Regions from separate parts of the Homo sapiens genome. Here region 1 is linked to region 2. Evidence: chromatin loops called from intact Hi-C (ENCODE). Cell type or tissue: heart left ventricle. All regions are shown on one strand. Links, peaks and the distances in the headings refer to the core of each region. The heading gives the core; the rest is flanking DNA.

Region 1 (5,563 bases), core at 152-5,151, 160 kb before region 2:
GCTTCCTTTTCCTGCAGGAAATATAGGGGGTGATGCCTGGAGCTGCCACAGCTGTTTTGTGACCACAATCCAACAAGCCTACATGCTGAAGGTGGAGAAATGGAAAGAAAAAGAGAGACCTTGGTGATGTAGATTTGACACTGTTCACCTGGAGTGTCTACTTGTTGCCTGAGACAAATAAATCTGTTTCAGCCACTTTTAGCCTAGTGTTCTAGGAATGCTGAATCCATTCCTAACTCTGACAAATCATGATTAGCTTGAACTTGAGTGTGAACTTGAACAAGTGTTTAACATCGCTCATCTTTGGTTTTCTTATTTGTAAGTGGAGACAAACGTCACTCATTTCACAGTGTGCACGTGAGGATTAAATGTGATTCCATTTGTAAAGCTCTCACCACAACGCCTGGCAAGCGATGGTAGCTGCCATTGTTATTAACACTCATGTTTAATAGGCGAGTGACATCAACTTAAAAGCTTGAAAGTCATTTCTCTTACCTCAGTAGCACGTCACAGCTTCAAAGTGAGTTCTCATCCCCTATCTTAGTTCATCTTCAACTCCAAATCTCTGAGAGAAGGTGGTTATTACTTCCTATTTTATACTTGATAGACTCAAAGAGGTTAAATAACTTGCCCAAGGCAGCTCAGCTCATGATAGGGCCAGCCTGAAACTCAATCTGACACCAAGTCTGGGGCTTGCACCAGGCTGGTTCTGAGTTGGTCTACCTAAGAATTGTTATTCCAGGCCCCCACTCTTTTCCCTGGGGACTGCTGATGCTTCAAGTGTGGGAGCAAACACATGAGAATATGGCTCATGTGTTCAAAGACAAGGTGAGTTGGACTCTGCCCTCCAAATTCCTCTACTTGCCCTGAGATATCTGGGTTCCTTGAGCTTCAGTCTTCCAAACTACACTTGTTACTCTATTCCAGCTCTTAACATTAAGGAGCCAAGAATCCCTTTCAGAAACAGCTGGATAACACTGTGGTTGAGAGTCCAGGCTGGGTTCAAACCCCAGTTCTGGCACTTAACAGAAAACACATTTTATTAAATAAATAGTATATTGTGGCTCCCTTCTCTGTATTAGTCAGAGTAAGCAAAACAGTTGCTGTAACAAACATCCCCACACTCTCAGTGGCTGAACATAGATTCCTCATGCCACAGGCTAGTGTTGGTGGGGTTGGGCAGGGGTTTCTGCTCCACCTAGGCACTCAGGCTCCTTCCATCTGCAGCATTTGCCATCCATCCCCTAGGGCTTACACGTCCTCCCCATTGACCCATCCCACAGGCTGTGAAGGAGTATTTTTAAGGTCAGGTGCATGCCAACTGAGCCAGAACTCAGCCACCTGGCCCTATATAACTGCTGGAGACTTGGGAGCATTGCCTCACAGTGTGCCGTGGAAGGAGAAGACACAGTTACTGATGGTCCCTAGCAACCTCATCTCAGTCCACTCCATTGAAAGTGGCCATCCCTCCACCTCCAGATCACATGACCGTGTCACATTTGATTCATTTCATTCTTCATCATCAGAAATATGTTTACTTATATACTGTCTACAATAGATCCCACAGGAGGCTGTAAGCTTGAAACCAGAAACCTTGTACATCTTTCTCAAGTCCCCAAGGTCCAGCACAGCTCCTAAAACATGCTAGGTACTTGAATATGCATCAGATATATACCAAACAAATACGAATAAGAAGGGAAACTTTAAACAGAATATTGGGACACCTGGGATGGATGGATAGAATGTGGCAGTGAAAGAACACGGGGTCCAGACCCTTGCCTATTCTGCTCAGTGGCAGCCACTGTTCATAGGCCCCAGACACCTCAGAGCCCGCCCTGGCCCCCACCTGGCTCTCTCACACTTACACTCCCTAAGTCTCCCCAAGGGGCTGCGCACCCTACCCCCATCCATCACAGGAGCCAGCATTGCTTCCAAACAAGCTATTTATTTGCAGATATAAAACAAGATCCAACCACGGGTGGCAAGGGCATCCCAGGCTCACCTGCAGCAATGCCTCCCTGGCCAGAAAGGGCCTGTAGGACCAGAAATGTCAACTGTCCCCCATCCCCTAGTCAAAAATAATTGGGACTCCTAGCAGGAGTGCTACCCCAGTTAAAACCTACTCAACCAAGAAGAATGAGACAAACCAGGGGAAATGCCAATGAAAAATCAGTGGCTCTCAGGCATGGAGATGGCAGTCAGCCACTCATACCCCAATGATAGGCCACCCTGGAAAAACTGTCCCCTGCAGGGTTTCCAAGGATGACATCTTGTCTTCCCCCTTGGGTAGGTCCCACTCTTGCAACAAGATAAAACCTTAGAACCTAAAAAATACCCTCATGCCCCTAGAATTCCAAAGCCAGCTCACCCCACCCCACCTCATTCTACCCCCACCCAGAACATTTTGCTAAAATTAATCCGCCCGTGCCCATCTAACAGGAGCCCATTCTCAGGAGTGAGCCAGTAGGGTCACATCCTCATATGCTCACCATACTCCTCTCGGGACATCCACTCAGACTGGTAGGTAGAAAGGTGAGCCACCACGGACGCTCCTAGCCAGACACTAAAGTTTCTATTGGAACCCTCCCAGACTGTGGCCTTGGTGGAGGAGACGTGATCCCCCATCAGCTCCCTGAACAGGCGCTTTGTGAACCCGGGATAGAGGGTGTTGCCCCCGCAGGCCATCACGTGGGAGACCAGCAGGGGGCGCAGGGAGATCTCGCAGGACTCCACGGATTCCACAATGGCCCGTGGGATGCTGGGCCCCGGCTGCTCGAACACCTGCGGGCTAAAGAACATCTCAGGAGCCACCCGCTGCATGGGGGTCAGCTCCACGCGGGAGCCGTCTGGGAGCTGATAGGTGTTGCTCTCATCCAAGGCACTCTGCTGCCTCTCACGAAAGTCCAGGGCCTCCCCCAGATTCTGCGGCACGTAGCACTTGTTCATCTGAGTCACGGCGACTGTCTCCAGCTGAAACAGGCAGCGTCTATCGCAATCTTCCTTAAAGAGACTCTTGAGGAGATAGGCGGAGAGATCCTGGCCGGCGAACTCCAGCGTCTTGCCGCTGGCGGGCAAGGGGCGGCCCTGGTGGAAAGGCTGCACGCGGGTCAGGCCATAGCCAGAATCAACCACCACTCCGGTCAGGAGGCCAGAGGCATACAGGGACATCTGCAGCTGGTCGGCCAGGAGGACCGATGGGACATGCAGCAACTCAAACAGGATCTGCAACGAGGGAGAATTCACTCAGTGCATTTCCCCCCAGCCTGCTCAGCAGTCAAAGCTGAAGTCAGCACAGAGCCCCATCCTCGGGGGGACTCTCGGGCTGCCCCAGGATGCTGCGCCCAGGGCCCCTGGAGCTTATGCAGTGAGGATAATGCAGCAGCTCTGGAGGATTAGAAGGGGAGCTGGGTTTGCCCTCAGGAGCTTGTCTGGTCGTGGCTGTTCAGAAGACCACTTCGGTGAAGAGGTGAGAAGAGCTCTGTGGCTGCAAGAAATGGTTCTGGGACACTGGCTGCAGGAGCAACATGGCCACGGGTCACATGTGCAGCCTGAACCGCCTCTTTAGAAGGAAGAACAGATTAGAAAAGAAACAAGTGTTGCGTATTCACCACTGTCTCCAAACAGTGGAGGAAGACTGGAAAAGACAGACCAGAAAGATAAGACAGACAAGAAAAAAGACGCCAGAACGAAGGAAAAAGGAAAGGAAGGAAGAAAAGAAAAGAAAAGAAAAAAGAAAAAAAGGGAAAAGATGCTCACTGCCTGGCAGGAAAAGCCTTATTTTTTCTTTTAAATAAAAACCTTACAAACGTCAAGACAAACCCGGAATTCTGGTATTTAGGGTTTGCCAGAGTCCCTGGGCTGGTTTTCTCCCCCTGCTCCTCACCCCCTGAATCTTTACAAAGCCCCCCTGCCCCCCATTCCTCAGCTCTGGCAGCCTCCCCAAGGTTCTAATCCCATAGAAGCAGAAAGATCCTAACAGTCAACCCTTCTGTGGTCCCAGCCACTTACTCACCTCTTCAAGCCCCCACAAGCCCATCGTCTCCCCTCAGTGGGAGGGGGCTCCCTCCATTACTACTCTCAGAAAATTGTCCCCCCACCAGCCATTTCTCAAAATAGCAGCCAAGGTCCTCTTTTTCAAATAGAAAATCAGATACAACTCCCCCATTTAAAACTCTCCATTTAAAACTCCCCAGGAACTTCCTATTCACTTAGAGCAGTGGCTGGCAAGCATTTTCTGTAAAGGGATAGACAGTAAGGGTTGCCAAATTCAGCAAATAAAACTACAGGATGCCCAGTTACATGTGAATGTCAGATCAATAATAAATAATATTGTAGTGTAAGTATGCCCCATGCAATATGAAACATACTTAAATACTAAGACATTATTTGTAATTTATCTGAAACTCAAGTCTAACTAGGCATCACGTATTTTACCTAGTAAACCTACAATAGTAAATATTTTAGCCTTTAACTTGATGTATGGTCTCAAACAGTCTCTGCTGCAACAACTTAACTCAGATGCTGTCGTATGAAAGCACACTCTGCCAAACCCTAAATATCAGAATTCCTGTTTTGTCTTCATGTTTGGAAAGTTTTTATTTAAAAAATAATAATAGGGCTTTACCTACCAGGCAATGAGCATATGTTCTTTTTTCTTTCCTCTCTCTTTCTATCTTACATAACATATAAATGAATGTGTGTGGCTATGTTCCAATAAAACTTTATTTACAAAATAGGTGGTGGGCCGGATTTGGCTCACTGGGTTGCCAATCCTTGATTTAAAGTAGAATCCAAGCACTCCCCACAGCCTACCAGGCCTACAAGGCCCAGCCTCCTCCAACCTCACCATCCTATTTGCCTCTTGCCGCTCTTGCTGCTGAAATCACCTCCGTCAGAGAAGCCCTTCCTGAGCGCTCTCTTCAAACAGGTTCCCCACCCCCAACAGTCCACCATGATCCCATTTCATTATGGTTCTAGAACTCATCACTACCTGGAATTATTTCTTAACCCCTTCATGGAAGCTCTCTGAGGGCCAGAACATGGCCTGTATCAGCAATTATGGAATCCATAAGCAAATATTCCACGTCTCCCTGGTAACCCCCTTTCCACCAAGCACGTTGGTTGCTGCATGTCCGTCTGCAGGTGGGGCCTCCGTGAGCTCCCCTGCTTAGTGGCACACCAGGCATTCACTAGGTTCTTGGGAAATGTTTGTGGGGCAATTTGTTGGTTTCTGTTGGGTTTTTTTGTTTGTTTGTTTTTTTGAGACAGGGCCTTGCTCTGTTGCCCAGGCTAGAGTGCAGTGTCGTGATCTCAGCTCACTCTATTCTCGACCTCCCGGGCTCAACTGATCCTCCCACCTCAGCCTCCCAGGTAGCTGGGACCACACCTGGCTAATTTTTGTATTTTTTATAGAGACAGGGGTCTCACTATATTGCCCAGGCTGGTCCTGAACTCCTGGGCTCAAGCAATCTGCCTGCCTGGGAGTCCCAAAGTGTTGGGATTACAGGCATAAGCCACCACACCTGGTTGGCAATTTATCTTAAAAAGCAGAATTCCTGGTGCC
Region 2 (5,563 bases), core at 156-5,155:
AGAAGCCCTGCGCCTGAATTTCTCTTTTGCAAATTCCCACCCGTTTCATGTCATAAATAAGATAGGAGACAGAAAACTAATACAGCCCAGTGATGCATTATTCATGCCGCATCACACTCGTATGATAGATTTACAACAGCTAATACATGCAAACTAAGTTTAGGCACTAAACATGAAAATTAAGGGTGGGGAAGGCGGCTGGGGCGGGGGGTGGGCAGGGGAAATCAAGGGGCTGTTGGTGTTCAGGAGCCCAGAGAAGTTTCTTCTCTGTCCTGCTTAGGGACAAAAAGCATGAGAGCCGGTATGAGAGGCCAGTGCAGAGGTACCGGCAGGAGGCATCAGATGCAGAGCAGATTGCTGACCGCACGCGCTTCAGGAAGCACCTTCATGCTCCGAAGCCGGTTAAAACCAAGCCTCGGTCAGCTGCTCTGCAATGCCCCCACCCCCCACTTGGGGAAACATTACAGACAGAGCCCATCTCCCTGAGGGGCTTCTGGCCTTAACCACCCTTTACTGAGCACCTGCTCTGCGTCAGGCCTGGCCTTGGGCCATGGGGATAGGATGGTAACAATGGGAGCCAGCCAGGCCCAGTCCCACCCTACTCAGCTTCAGTCTGGTTAATCCCATAACCGGCCCCAGGATGTCAGCATGTAGCTGTGGTGTATGTAGGAGGTGAAATGGTCCAGACAGGCTTCTCCAAGGATGGGAAGCCCGGGTCTAATGGGGGAGGGGCTGCCCCAGTTAACCCCACCACAGCCCCTCAAGGCAGGAACCAGGCCTGGGGTCCAAATGCTGACGCCACTTGCCCTGAGTTCCAGCACTTTCCAGGAAGGACCCAGGCCTGTGCTTCTTGCAACTGCACCAGGGAGGCTGAAAATCTGCTTGGGGGAAGGGGGTTGCCATAGAAACACCACAAGGCTGGTGCGGGTGCAGGTCCAGGCAGGGTTCTCACCCTTGAGTGACACTGTTGTCCATCTGTCCCCGGCTGCCATCCAGGCAGGGACTATCCCCACTGGCCACAGACCCTCTGGACAAGCCCCTTCTGCGAATTCCTCCCTCCCTTCTCTTGGGAGGGGACTCCCTGCCCTACTTCCTTGAAGGCACAGTTCTTCCCAGGACACTTCCCTAACTGCCCCAGCGCAGAAAGAATGCCTAACCCCCCGAATCTCACCTTCCTGCAGAGTCCTGCGAGGGCCCTGCGACCGCCCTGCACAGGCGGCTCCGCCGTGGCGGAGGAAGGTGCCGGCACACTCACCCCTAACTGGCTGAGAGGCTGCGCCGTGCCCGGCCCTGGGACTCACTGGTTAACAAGGCAGTGAGGCGCCGGTGCAGACGGACAACTGCACTCAAGGAGATAATTGCAGAAAGTGACCAACACTCTGAAGGCAATAAAGCCGGGTGATGTGCTGAGACCATGAAGGGGTAGGGATGACTCGGCTGGAGCAGTCAGGGTGGCTTCACTGAGGAGGCGGCAGTTAAGCCGAGACCCAAGCTAAAGAAGAGCCACACAGGAGGGGAACAGTGCTCCAGGCAGAGGGAACAACAGAGGTGAAGGCCTGGTGGTGGGAAGGGGCCAGCATGGCTGCACACTGCAAGCCAAAGGGCCTGGCTTCTAGTCCACATCCCCATCTGTAAAATGGGCCCAGCGGGTCACTCCTCAGCGTTGCGGAGATCCAATAGCATAATGTGTATTCATAGCCCAGCCGGGTCCCCAACGCCCCACGCTGTCACTACTGTTGTCCTCCCACAAGCCAGGGTGGCAGAGACGCCAGCTCACACCTTGTCAGGGAGCAGCCTTGCAGGGCACTGGCCCTCCATGCAGCCGAGCACACCTCATGTGCCGCAGGCCTGCTATCAGCCTGTTCCCAATAAGTTTTTTTAAATTAAGATGCAACAATCATCCCACAGCCAGCTTCCCCCTCCAGCAATCGGTTAAAATGAACTCCAAACGACTGGATTAGACTTTGAAGGCGGTGCGATCTAGATCATGAACGCGGAGGACGCGGTGTTGACACGGGCCCCGGTGAGCGACATTATTATTTAACAGGCCTCGCTTCTGCCTCTGCTGGGATCAAGGAGCTGAACAAGCAGTTGGTGGGCAAGCGTAAAACCCAGAGACAGACCGCGGGTGCCAGCTCTGCAGGGGATGGTGGCACAAAACAGGTCAAGGCAGCCCAGCAGGGACCAGCTGGACAAGGCGCAGAGTCCAGGCCATGTGGGCCTCAGGGAGGCAGTCTTCAGCTCAGGCGCCCCACCCTTGGAGGCCTTCTGGCCACTTGCGGGCTGCCTCTGGCCTAGGCGTGGCTCGCGGTGCTTTCTTCTGGCCAGAACATCACTTCCCCTCTTCCTTCATAGTCACACACCAACTCACCCGCATAGCCGAGCTCGGGGATCCTGGCCTCCAGACAACTGTCTCCTGCTCCTGTCCTGCGTCCAGCTGGGTCTGGCACCCCTCTCGCCTCCTCTGGGATCCCGCCTCCCCTGGGCTTTCCCTGTCCCTGGTCTCATGACACTGGGCGGAAGCTGACAGTCCCAGCTCTGTCTCTGCACACTGGACTCCGAGCTCCTGGACTGCTGAGCCCACCTTGCTCATTTCTGTGCCTCCAGCACCTCATACAGAGAGCCTGGAATTGGGAGCCCCTGCTAGATGCCAGTGATCCAGGCACTGTGGAAACAAAGATGAACACAACACAGTCCTCGGCCCGGAAGGCGTGCTCATGGAAACAAGAGGAGCTCCTGGGAGTTACATCTGACGCAGACAGAAAGCTTTGGGGGGCCCAGGCACCCCAAGGAAACTGAGACTTCTGCCCACCAAGGTGGGTGGGTTAAGCACAGGGGTTAAGACTCAGAATGCCTGTGTTCAAATCCCAACCCTGCCTCTTCTAGCTGTGTGACCTTGGGCAAGTTACTTAACCTCTCTGTGCCTCTGTTTCCTCATCTGTAAAGTGGGAATAATCGTATTCATCTCAAAGCGTGATTTGAGGATTAAATGAGATCCTATAGGTAAAGCGCAAAACTCATTTCTGGTCCAAAGGAATCGCTCAGTATACATTGGTTTACTTCCCGAGGGTGGGAGGAGTCAGAAAAAGCCCCTTAGAGGTAACACAGTCCTAGATTAAGCCCCTGTGTTTTCACATTTGGTCCTGGGCCATGCTAGCCACAACCTCAGCCAAAGCACATGCCTGGGTCTCCTGGCTTGGAGCATTGAACGGCTCTAAGAATCTCAAACCCCATAGGGGGTTTTCTCAAGCCTGGGGCAGATTCTGCCACATGGCTGCCAGCAAGGAATGCCCTTCCTCTGAAGGCAGGCATTCTGCTGCAGACATCACACGCGAGGCACAGCCCACAGATGCTGAGCCCTAGGCACACATACGAGACCACAGCCAGTGAGAGAGCAGCAGCAGCCCCGGCTCCAGGCGGCTCCCCCAGGCCTGGCTGGCCATGCAGTGGCCACTGTGGTGAGCGTGGAGCCGGGCAGCCCAGGAGCAGGTCAAGCAGTCGTTAGCAGCAACCAGACGGAGCCATTTCCAGATCTCCAGCGCCAAGGTGGAGCCGGCTTCCCCTGTATTCCAAGCAGCAGGAGCATGGCTTATTAAATACGCATAGCGATCACCTTGTTACTGTGCCGAATGGTTGTGTGTACTGAAGGCAAGCTGCCCGCACCGCGCAGCGAACAGAAACTTTTCCATTTCCCTGGCTGCACATGGGGGCGTGTGCTCCCTCTGGCCCCTGCTGCAGAGGCTCCCTGGCCACCCCTTCCTCCATCTCGCCTCCCTCCAGCCAACAGCCCTCCTGATGCCCCCGAGGTGTGCAAAGCAGGTGAAAGGCCATATTGATCCCCTTCTTTACAGCAGCTGGTCCAGAACTAATCTTAAATCATCACAGCCTCGTGCTGTAGCCTGGTGGCCATTGGGGCCCCAGGGATGGTCACGCCAGAGCTGAGCTCTGTGGGCTGGGAGTTGACTGCACTACGGCTGGCAAGGGGCAAGAACAGGTGAGAGCCAGGCAGGGCCTGACCCGGGCCCCTGTCCTTCCCTTGGCCATCCGTCCCATGCTCCTGGACAGCTGTCGGCAGGAGGAAGGCTGTCTTCCAGTGAGGCGAGAGGATGGCAGACCTGCAGTGTGGGCTCGATGCCCCACACCCACTGACAACACCGACCCCGGGAGCAGCTTGATTTTCCAAATAAACGACATATACAGCAATGCGGATTTAAGATAGGTAAATTATTACAATGACAGCAAATAATGTTCACCCTGCCCTCGCCACGTGCCAAGACCGTGTGAAACGGCCCTTTCGCTTGAATGTTCTCGGTTTGTCCTCCTGCTAACTCCCCACTGGTACTGTTTTCATTCCATTTTACAGATGAAGTAACTGAGGCCCAGGAAGGCTCCATGACTTATGCAAGGTTGCATAGCTTGGCAGGGGCACAGCTACGGTCCCGTCTGAAGCAGCCTGCTCTCCAACTGCACACCTCCAAGGGGGTAGGGTGCCAGCTGCCCGGAGTTGGAAGTGGCCGGGACACAGGCAAGGGCTGCTGTCTTCAATGACGCCTCCCCAGTCCTACCCACTCCTGAAGTCTCAAGTGCTCCTGAGCTGCCTGAAGAGCCTGGGAGGAGCCCCACAGGCCCAGCTCACAGGGGCAGCTCTGTGCCCTGGGGCCGCGCCACTCACACCTCCCCTGCCAGCAGCCGGCAGCCACTTCTCTGCTCTCGCAGGCCCCTGCCTGTAATTTCTGGCTTCCCCTCCCTCCAGACCCTTTCATTAAAAGATTCTTCCTTGGAAACCCCTCTCAGTTTACCCTGCCTCCTGTTTCCTGAGCTGCCTCCTACCTGGTGTGCCCCAATTCTCCTACTGGCAGCACTGAGAGAATGTCCTCTGACCAACAGGGGGCTGAGGGCCTGCACCCTCCCATCCCATTCTTTCTCTGTTCTCGGCTTCTTCCTGTCTCGGGCCCCACTCCCCCCAATATTGAGAACAGGGACTGGGTCTCCCTCATCAGACTAGAGGCCCTCAAAGGGCAGGCTGTGCCTCCTCCGTTAGACTGGAGGCCCTCCAAGGGCAGGCTGTGTCTCTCTCCACAGACTGAAGCCCCCACCTCCAAAGACAGGCTGTGTCTTCCACATCAGACTGAAGGTTGCCCCAAGGGCTGGGTCTCCCCCAGCAGATTGGAGACCCCCAGAGCAGGCTGGGCCTCCTTTCCTCCTCACACCACTGCCCTGAATGGGCGCCCAGCACACTAGGCCTACAGGCCGAGCACCTGTCCACCAGTATACTCCTGGGCTGAGTCAGACGCTGTGCTAGGGGGTCTGCAGGAGACCGCTTGCAGAGCAGTCAGACCTGCTGTGAGGACAGTGCTCAGACACTTGGGGGCTACTGGGAGAGGCAGGCCAAGGGGTCAGACATGTCCTTCCTGGCTTGAGACCCAGATGGGTCAGAGGACCCGAAAGGGCCTGGGAAAGCTAGTGCTCCTCGCTCACCTTCCTCTCAGAAGGCCAAGGAAGTGCAAGGCCCTTGGAGGAAAGAGATGGGGTGGGGTGGGCTGGGGTGATAGCAGGGAAGCCC

Evidence for each region. Hi-C counts contacts between places; a loop is a spot of excess contacts. Peaks named below come from ENCODE experiments on the same cell type or tissue, not always from the same donor. Only the 100,000 strongest peaks of a DNase experiment are listed, where the experiment ranks them.
Region 1: a loop joins it to region 2, with 3 times the contacts of the local background. A loop is called at or near these places in 50 of 110 quality-filtered maps.

Annotation. Positions count from the first base shown.
Region 1 is chr1:17,823,426-17,828,988 of GRCh38, reverse strand. It overlaps ACTL8 (actin like 8), which reads right to left. Exons shown (of 3, transcript NM_030812.3): 3 at 1,926-3,222. The coding sequence ends at 2,470. Among named protein-coding and RNA genes, the nearest start is that of ACTL8, 71 kb to the right of the region's middle. RefSeq lists an enhancer at 2,372-2,961. In heart left ventricle, for the core only: a CTCF peak has its summit at 2,688 (motif pointing right); a DNase peak (open chromatin) is centred at 2,718; H3K27me3 peaks cover 79 bases.
Region 2 is chr1:17,666,839-17,672,401 of GRCh38, reverse strand. The region is part of intron 26 of ARHGEF10L (Rho guanine nucleotide exchange factor 10 like); the gene reads right to left. Among named protein-coding and RNA genes, the nearest start is that of LINC02810, 48 kb to the left of the region's middle. RefSeq lists an enhancer at 4,853-5,563. In heart left ventricle, for the core only: no CTCF peak of the experiment used is centred there; a DNase peak (open chromatin) is centred at 2,404.